3 separate regions of the Homo sapiens genome follow, and all the other regions are linked to region 2. Evidence: chromatin contacts called from ENCODE Hi-C or POLR2A ChIA-PET data. All regions are on one chromosome and are shown on one strand. Each heading gives the region's core, a stretch centred on a gene start or an enhancer-like site at or near the end of the contact. The rest is flanking DNA. Distances are from core to core; before and after follow the strand shown.

Evidence for each region. A loop is a pair of places that touch in the nucleus more often than their neighbours do. ChIA-PET counts read pairs that join two places held with the same protein, here RNA polymerase II (POLR2A). Pooled maps may share reads with other maps.
Region 1: a loop to region 2 is called in a map of sigmoid colon, with 2.8 times the contacts of the local background. The contact joins the promoter of PPP1R9A here to the enhancer-like site in region 2. A Hi-C loop is called at or near these places in 2 of 168 maps with a recorded cell type or tissue (endothelial cell of umbilical vein and sigmoid colon) and 3 of 50 pooled maps.
Region 3: a loop to region 2 is called in a pooled map, with 2.5 times the contacts of the local background. The contact joins two enhancer-like sites. A Hi-C loop is called at or near these places in 3 of 50 pooled maps. POLR2A ChIA-PET finds 5 or more read pairs at or near these places in 2 of 52 experiments (BJ and GM12878).

What each region holds. Positions count from the first base shown.
Region 1 is chr7:94,906,151-94,908,900 of GRCh38, forward strand. It overlaps PPP1R9A (protein phosphatase 1 regulatory subunit 9A), which reads left to right and starts at 1,444. Exons shown (of 20, transcript NM_001166160.2): 1 at 1,444-1,552. RefSeq lists an enhancer at 1,501-2,261.
Region 2 is chr7:94,296,326-94,299,025 of GRCh38, forward strand. The region is part of intron 2 of LOC112267858 (a long non-coding RNA gene); the gene reads right to left. Among named protein-coding and RNA genes, the nearest start is that of COL1A2-AS1, 95 kb to the right of the region's middle. Within about 2 kb of position 1,291, at least 14 of the 41 ENCODE cell types and tissues checked have a DNase peak (open chromatin) inside an H3K27ac peak, as active enhancers do; they include sigmoid colon, where a contact is called at or near this core.
Region 3 is chr7:94,971,014-94,973,713 of GRCh38, forward strand. All of the region lies in intron 2 of PPP1R9A (protein phosphatase 1 regulatory subunit 9A), which reads left to right. Among named protein-coding and RNA genes, the nearest start is that of PPP1R9A, 65 kb to the left of the region's middle. Within about 2 kb of position 1,443, at least 3 of the 41 ENCODE cell types and tissues checked have a DNase peak (open chromatin) inside an H3K27ac peak, as active enhancers do.

The DNA.
Region 1 (2,750 bases), core at 194-2,693, 610 kb after region 2:
AACCTGGTTTCCATACTGCAAATAAATGACAGGAACTTTTCCACTAGATTATCCCAGACAGCAGAAATGTTCTTTCCAAAAGTGGAGCCTGGAACCACAGCCCCCTCACATTGCCTGTTACATCTGTTTATGCTTATAGAAGTGACATCCACTTCGTAGACAGAGAATGCCAATTTCTTGGGAAAGGACCCAGAATTTGGTGATGCTTAAAGGAAAAAAAAGCCCTTGCTGCTTAAAATTAAAAAATACATAGAACTGAGTATTGAGTAGTTACAAAATCCTTCTGAAATGAAAAGATTTTGCTCCCAGAGTATATAGAATTTGTGTACGGACTTGCCTGGGTTCATATTCAGCCATAATCATTTACTATTAATAGCCAATAAAGAAGCGGGTAAGTTACAAAACCTAAACCTTAGTTTTTCCATCAGTGAAATGGGGCTAAAAATAGTTATGTTGGGAAAACTTGTGAAAGACTTTGAAATGAGCAAAAGATTACTGTTTGTCCTTTCAATGGAATGCTGGATGTTATCTACAGGACTCCGGAGTGTTGTGAAATTTACAGTCGTCTGCACCTTACTTAGACTGACTTTCACTAGGCTATTTTACTACTCAGTAAGCTGTAGAAACGTTTGGTAATGTAAATGAGTTTTATCTACAGAATGCAAATTTGTTACTTTACAGATACAACTGGTTACCGCCCTGTAAAGCAGATAATAATAAACATTACATTTCAGTGCTCTATAGAATAGTAAGCAGATTTGCCTCTTCTTGCCTCTATGTCTACTCTTCACAGTCTCACGTGAATGGGTTGCAGTATCTTGCTGGGGTTCCCTTCCTAATTAAAAGAGTTATAAAAATTTTGACCAATGTTCATTTTATATTTCTACCATTGTCATGTTTTTACCTTCTTGAAAAATTATTTTTTAAGAGTTCCTGCTCCCTAGGCTTTTTGGAAGGATTGGTTTAAACATCTGTATTGACAGTCATGATCAGTTTTATATCTTGCAGGAAGGTGGTAACACTTCCGGTACTTGGGGGTGTAAGAGGTTGTACTGAGCCTTTAGAAAAGGGCGGGGTTCGGGGGGGAGTGAGCTGAAAAACTCTCCCTAGACAGGAAAGGTAGAAGACCTCCTCATCCCTTTCTCTTTGGCAGTGAGATCTTAAGGTCAAGGTGAGTAGTAGGCCAGGCGCAGTGGCTTAGGTGAAGGCCACACCAGACTTGGGCCTACGTCTTGGCCTTCCAGGTCAGCAGAGTGGCCTGGGACTTGGATGCCTTGGGGTCACGGAGTTAACTGCAGACTCAGACTAAGTGGGGCCCCAGCAGCGGTCAGCCCCAGAACCAAGTTCCGGAGCCAACACCCGAACAGGAAGGGGCCTTGCCCCAGGCCGGAGAGGCCCCTCGCCCACGGCCGAGGGGGTGGGGCGGCCTCGCCTCGGGCCGGTGCTTTTCGCCCTTCCTTGGCCGCCAGAGGCTCCCTCTCTCTCCCTCTCCCGGGATTTTGCTGCCGGGCTCCCTCTCTCTGCGGCCCTAGAGTTAATCCCATCAGCCGAGGTGAGGCACCTGTTACCCCGGCCTTCCTCACCCCCGCGGCCTCTCCTCCATTACACCGCGGCCGCCGAAACGGCCCGGCGTGGCGACCGCACGTGGGCCAAACCCCTTCCCCGGCCGGCACCCCTGGCCCCAGGCCGGCCCGAGCGTGCGGGCGCGTCGCTGCTCGGGCCGCCGCCCGCCCGCAATGGCGTTGGGGAGCGCAGCGCGCCTCCCGGGGCCGCCCGCCGCGGGCAGGGAGCGCCTGGGGGCCGACGCGCGAGTGGAAGCGGCCGCCGCAGCCGCCCTACGCGCTGCGCCGTGAGGAGCGGGTTGCGGTGTACCCAGCGGGCCGGCGCCGAGCCGAGCCGCCGCGTCCACCGTGGGGCGGGGGGCGCCTGCGAGGAGGGGGTGGGAGCCGCGGCGGCCCGACCCTCCCCGCCCGCGGCGCTCCCGCTCGGGTAAGGGGGAGGCTGAGCGCGGGGCGAGGAGTTGGGGAGGGTGGAGAGGAGGAAAAAATCGGCTTGTACAAAGGCTGAGTTGCAGGCTGGGGGTGGGGGTGGGTTGTGGTGGAGGAGCAATAGGTTGAAGATCGGAGGCATTATCAGTGGGATCTATTGTTTCCTGGCACATTGGGAGGAAAAACAAAGGGATTTATTTTCATTACCCTGTAATTTTTTTTCTTTTCTATTTTTTTAAATGTGGCCAGGGAGCTCGTCTCTCTCCGTGTCACAGTGGGATCCGCCTGGCAGCCGCCGGGAGCTGCAGCCAATGTGTTAGGACTTCAGGTGCTTCTTGGCACAAAGCTAGACTGCGACCTCCTACCATAGCGCTTGGCGTCACCTGCTCTCCCGGTCCTGCCCCAGGGCCGAGGGATTGCGTCCCGAACCGGGCTTGGGAATCGGCTGCCTCTCAAGTTGGTGTTATTTATGTTTGTCTTTTGTGAGGGCAGGTTTTGAATCCCCCGGCGGCCCCATCTCCCCCGCCCCCGCCTCCTTGGGTTGGAATTGGCGGGGGAGGGAATGGGGGGTGTGTGTAGGGGAGAGGGGAGGGTGTTTGTGGCTTTAAAAAGAATGGTCAGGGTAAAAGGAGATTGTCGATGCTTTACAAAAAAAGAAAAAAACAGGCACCACACTCCAAAGCCTTTCTTGTTTGTCTGCATGGGCCATGCATGCGTGCTGGGCCAGGAGCCGAGTTTGGAGACGGTTTAAGTGAAAGTGTG
Region 2 (2,700 bases), core at 41-2,540:
TTCCAAGGGACAAAATCAAGTAAATGTCAAATTTTTTCCCAGCTGGTAAGCACATTCAGATTTCAGACTAAAATGTCCCAAAAAGACTAGGGCTGACGATGAGAAAGAAACACATGAATTCCTTCTTTTCAAAATAAGATAGAGAAAGAATTCAGTCACCTTTAGTCTAGACATTTTTCTCTTCACTTTGCCTAAACCATAGCCATATATAAAGGCATACATTGATAAAATGGTATAATTTTGGTGTTTTGGTGTTTCTGGACAAATAAGAGGGAACTAATCAAGCTAGCAATCCAAGTCTGTCAGAACTAACAAGGTAACTGAATCAGATAAAATTAATAATAATAACAGTAAAAACCTCTTGTTATAATGTCAGACAACACTGTAGCTTTAATTTGTCGATTTCAGAAAGACCTCTTTGGCTCCTGAACTTATTTGGTTAGTGAATTACCTCACAAGCTGATCCTCTCATCTCTCTCATCCCTGTGGTCTTTCCTAATTAAAATGAAAACCACATTGCTCTAATTATTTGATCATACCATTTCTCTTCTCAAAACCTTGCAGTAGCTTTTAATTGCAGCAAAACCTGGAATTCAATGTAAAATCAATACTGGGGCTGTAAGTCCATGCCTCCAATGTTCTCCTGCCTCTGACCCAATCGCTGGCCTTTACTCTGCATGGCCAGGGCTTTCACTTCAGGCAGTCAATCTGCTTGACTCCAATAACATCCTGACATGATTCCCCCTTTTCTTGATTGTACCTTTCTCTTCTCCAATAAATAAACACTCAGCCAGAGCACAGCTGCAATGGTCTATTTTTGTTGGCCATGCTGGATTGTCGTTTATAGGATTTGATGTGCAATATGTCTTGTCCTGTTTCTTCTGAAATCATAAACTTCATGCTTGTTGATGCCTTGATTAGACCATAGCTCTAGTATAGCACTGGGGGCTCCATAAAAGTGGTCAACACTGGAGGAGATCGGCAAGGAAGCTCAAATCTTCGTCTTTATAAGCTAAGAGTGATCATATACATGCAAAAACTTCAGGAAAAGAGGTGCGGTTCCCTTCAGCCATCCCCTTTCATCTCTCACCCCTGACTTGTTCCCTCCCTGTTCTGTAAAAAATAGAAAAAGAACCCTGGCTTTCCTCTATGGTGGAAATTTCCAGCAATGGCCTTCCATAAAAGGGATAGGTCTTGTTTCAGCACCAAGGAATCTGCCTCTAACCGTTTGGGCTGGGTGGTGGAGACTTTTTTTTTTTTTTTTTTTTTTTTTTTGCTTTTAGACAACGTGGAAGTGTCTGGAATGGTGTCTCCAGTCCCAGCCATCATAGGAATTACTCAGTGTTTCAGGGCCCTGAGCCAGTAACCACCTCCCAGCCAGCTCTGCCACGTTAGCTTCGAAAGGGAGGTGAGTGAGCTCTGAGTTCAGAGAGGCCAGAGTGATGGAGTCTCCTGGCTGAGAAACCCTCCACAGGATCGATAGCAATTCTCACAGGGAAAAAAAGCACCCCATTCTAGTTCCTACTCCCTACCCTTACAGAATTGTAGAAAGTGAGAGTGAGTTGTTCAGATCTCACTCCCATCCGGCTCCTTAAAGTATTAGGGACCAGGAAACTAAGCAGTGGTGCAGCCCACCCATCCAAGAAACCTGACCCAGGGCTGCCTGATGGGGCTCCTTTTCTAATTTGACAGTCAAATGGGGAGACTTTTGGAGGGATGCTTTTACAAATTTCCTTCAGAGATGGATACTTTATTCTAATAATTCCACCTAAAGGGACTGCCTTTGCTAATTCTCTCCAAGGAGCTATATAGAAGGGGCACAGCTGAATTGACCTTTCTCAGTAAAATGAATCTTCACACACCTATATGATAAACTCTTTTCTTTTTAATTTTTGGAGGTGGCATGCTTGTCCCCAGCTCCAGTGTTTCTGCATCTCCTCTGCAGCTACCAGAGTGGTAGATATTCCCTAACGTCACAGATTCCCTGACCTGGAGCTGAAGAACTTGAGCCAAATGCTCATCCATGAGTTTGACTTTCTAAAGAAATTAAGCATGAAGAACAAGGTAGGAGGCTTCTTCTGGCTGTCTAGGTTCTGCCAAAAAACGGGTATCTCTGGTTCCCGGAAATCTGACAATCTAACTAGACACCTTGCTCCAACCAGATTTATTGATTCATGTTAAGAGCTACTCCCTAACCAGGAGGTTGTGATGTCCTTCTTATTCTCTTACTCCTCTCTCTCTCTCTCTCTCTCTCTACTGTGAAGGTTTGAATCTTGTGTCTAACATTTATGAATTAGACATGTTATTTAATGCCACTGAACATTAGTGAATTCATCTATAAAATGGAGTAGAATGTATATAAAGCCTCTCCCCTTCCCCTGCCCATAGCCCATCCCACTTTCTAATACTTTAGTGTGGGTGTTCCACTTAGTTGTCTATTCAAATGTCAAATCACTGTTCTGGTCATGGTGTAATATTCCTACCAGCAGGGACCTGATCTGTCTTGTTCTTTCTCTTTAATACCTAAAAAAGTGCTTGGGACAATAAATGTTGGTGGAATTAATGAATGTCAGGAAAATCCACTTCATCTCCAGTCTTCCTTCTGCCATTAGCAAGCTGTAAGTAACCTTCACAAACTCATCTGAGCTGCTTTGGCTACAGTTTCTCCACCTGTAAAACAAGATGTTTGCAGTACAAAGT
Region 3 (2,700 bases), core at 193-2,692, 670 kb after region 2:
TGTCTACTCTGTGGCAGAATTTGTGTAAGAACTTGGGGATAGTCTGTCTTCAGATGAGCTCAGAGTCTAGTAGGAGAGAGGGGAAAGGGACAAAAGAGAAAAAAAAGCAATACTTGTAAGTCAACCGTTAGAAGCCAGTGTGGTGAGTGCCTCAAGAGTGATAATCACTTAGTGGTGGACCACTGAGGAGCCTCCCACTGGGGGTCAGGGTGCAGTGGGGGAGGTCTAGGAAGATTTCTTGGTAGAAATCACATTTAAGTAATCCTCAGGTAGTCAGCCAAGTGTATTAATGGGCAAATGGCATTTTATGACAAAAGCTACTTGGTAATCATTTCATGCTTGAAATTTTGGATAAATGAATTGCTAAAGATGACCAAGCAAGAAAAGACTGCAACGCTTTTTTTCTTTATTACCCATGGCCAGATTTCCTAGTTATTTTCTCATTGCAAAAGAATGTGAAACAAACTGATTAAGTGTAAAATAACTCTTAACTCTTATTTAGACTATCGTAGTCATCTTCAAAACTCTTTGAGATCATCTTGAGAATTCACAGTTTTCTATTCTTTTTGTTGCTAGCAGGTGAAATTATGTACCTTTGGAACCCTCTGTATGGGTCAGTCTGTGGTACTCACAGTAGTCTTTATATAGGAGTGTTTGCATGTGATTGCAGGTCAGCGGAGAAGCAAACAAAGCAATAACCAAAAAAGGTGTGCTGAAAGTTGCTGTTTCAACTCATAGACATAGTAATCTAGTTGAAGTATTTTAACAATCTCTTCAGTGCTATTCAGAAGACAAATACATTGAACTTTGTTAATCTATTGAGATTTTCAGGATTTTTAAATTGGTTAGGATATAAGAATTCTTTCTTCCTAAGTTTTTCCCTTTGCTTTCATAGTCATTTCCTTTAAAACCTGATTTAAAGCTTTGTGTTGAAGAAGGCTTCCATCATTACAAACTCTCCTTATGCAATTTATTTACATACTTCAGTACAACTTATTACCCAGTTTGTATTCTCATAATGAGTTGATTCTAAATTAAAATACAGAGATATTTCTGTTATGGCCATGATGACCCAGGCACACATAGAAGGTGGCTGTGGGATGTGAATAATAATGCCTAATTTTAATTCATAAAAGCAGTTGTCTGTTTTTTCATACAACCTTGGTATTGTACTGTACTTATTACTGGTCTTTTGTACTGTGTATATATGGTCTTGTTATTTTTATTAGGTAGTTTATCTAAGTTTTAGTTCTAGTTATGTAAGTGGATAAGATTCACATTGATTTTGACTTTCATGATTTATTACATTAATGCAAATCAAACATTGACCAGAGAGAAAAGCAACAACCTTTCTTAGATGAAACAATGCATTCCTAACTTATGCTGTTAGGACCAATTTTTTTTTTTTTTCCCTGCAAATGTGACAGGCTTCTTGTTCTCTAGCAGTGACCTCTACCTTGGCCCTGACTCAGCTGGTATGATGGTTCTTTGTGCAAATATTTTCTCAACCTTCAATTTGTCACAAGTAGCTAAGCATTATCCCGTGAATAATAGATTTATGATTTTGCTAGCATTAGCACAGTGACTAGGATACTAACTTATTCCAGCTGTGTTTCCTGGGTTTGAGTTTTCTTCCCAGGAACTGGCCTTTCTGAGCAAGAAGAGAATGAATGGCCGATTAAGTAGATTTGCAGTAGGTGTACACTGGCAGCCTAGAGGAAGATTAATCTGAAGACAGGTTGAGAGCACCTGGAACATTTTAGGATTTAGGTGATCTGACTATTAAGTGTTGCCAAGTCATGGGACCTGGTAACTACCATGTTACTGATGGGGAGACTGGATCTTAGAGAGTTAGAGGATCTTGTCAAAAAGTCATCCCATTCTAAATTTAATACACTCTTACTGAATCCAAGTTTCATGTTCTTTCCATTCCATAACAGTTATAAAGACCAATGGAATGAATAGATTCTTAATGGTAAGGAAATAATGACTTCCTGGACACAATATATTTTTAAAAACCGGAAGTAGAAATTACTTCGTACTTTTCCAGGATGTTTCAGTCATTTAAAACAATGCTGAGATTTCACTTCCTTCACTTTTTTGCTTTATGAGATTTTGTCCCTTGTCTTAAATACTGTGAAAACAAGAAACCTCCACAAAATATTGAAGCAAGAAATATATCTACCACATCATAAAAATAATGTGTTTTTATATTTTGGTTATTGTTTACTAAGTTATTTTCTACCTTAGGTTATAAACTAGAGTTGAAAAGGGCTGAACTGCTTATTTTTAAAAAGTGATTTAATAAGATTATTGTTTAGGAGATGTAGAGAGAATGATAGGCTAAAAAAATGCCTTGAATTGTAATGATGTCATGTGTTGAGAACCAAAAAGCGAGTTTGGGACTTAAGCATTCCCTTGAAGAATAGATGGATAAGAAAAAAAGTGAACGTTATAGATTTTGGAGAGTTGAACTGTTGGTGGTGGAGAATGACAGACTAAAATGAATATAGTAAGTGAGATAGGAATTAGCATGTTGAATGAACATTTGTAATCAGAGTAGATAATTCATAGGGGACAAGAGAGAGATAGGGATTAGATAGTGTCAGAATTAGGAAGATGACCTTTATTTATGGTATATAAGTCAAGTTATAGAACAGAGAAAACAAAAGTGGTGTTTTAGAAATTTTATTTTTTTTC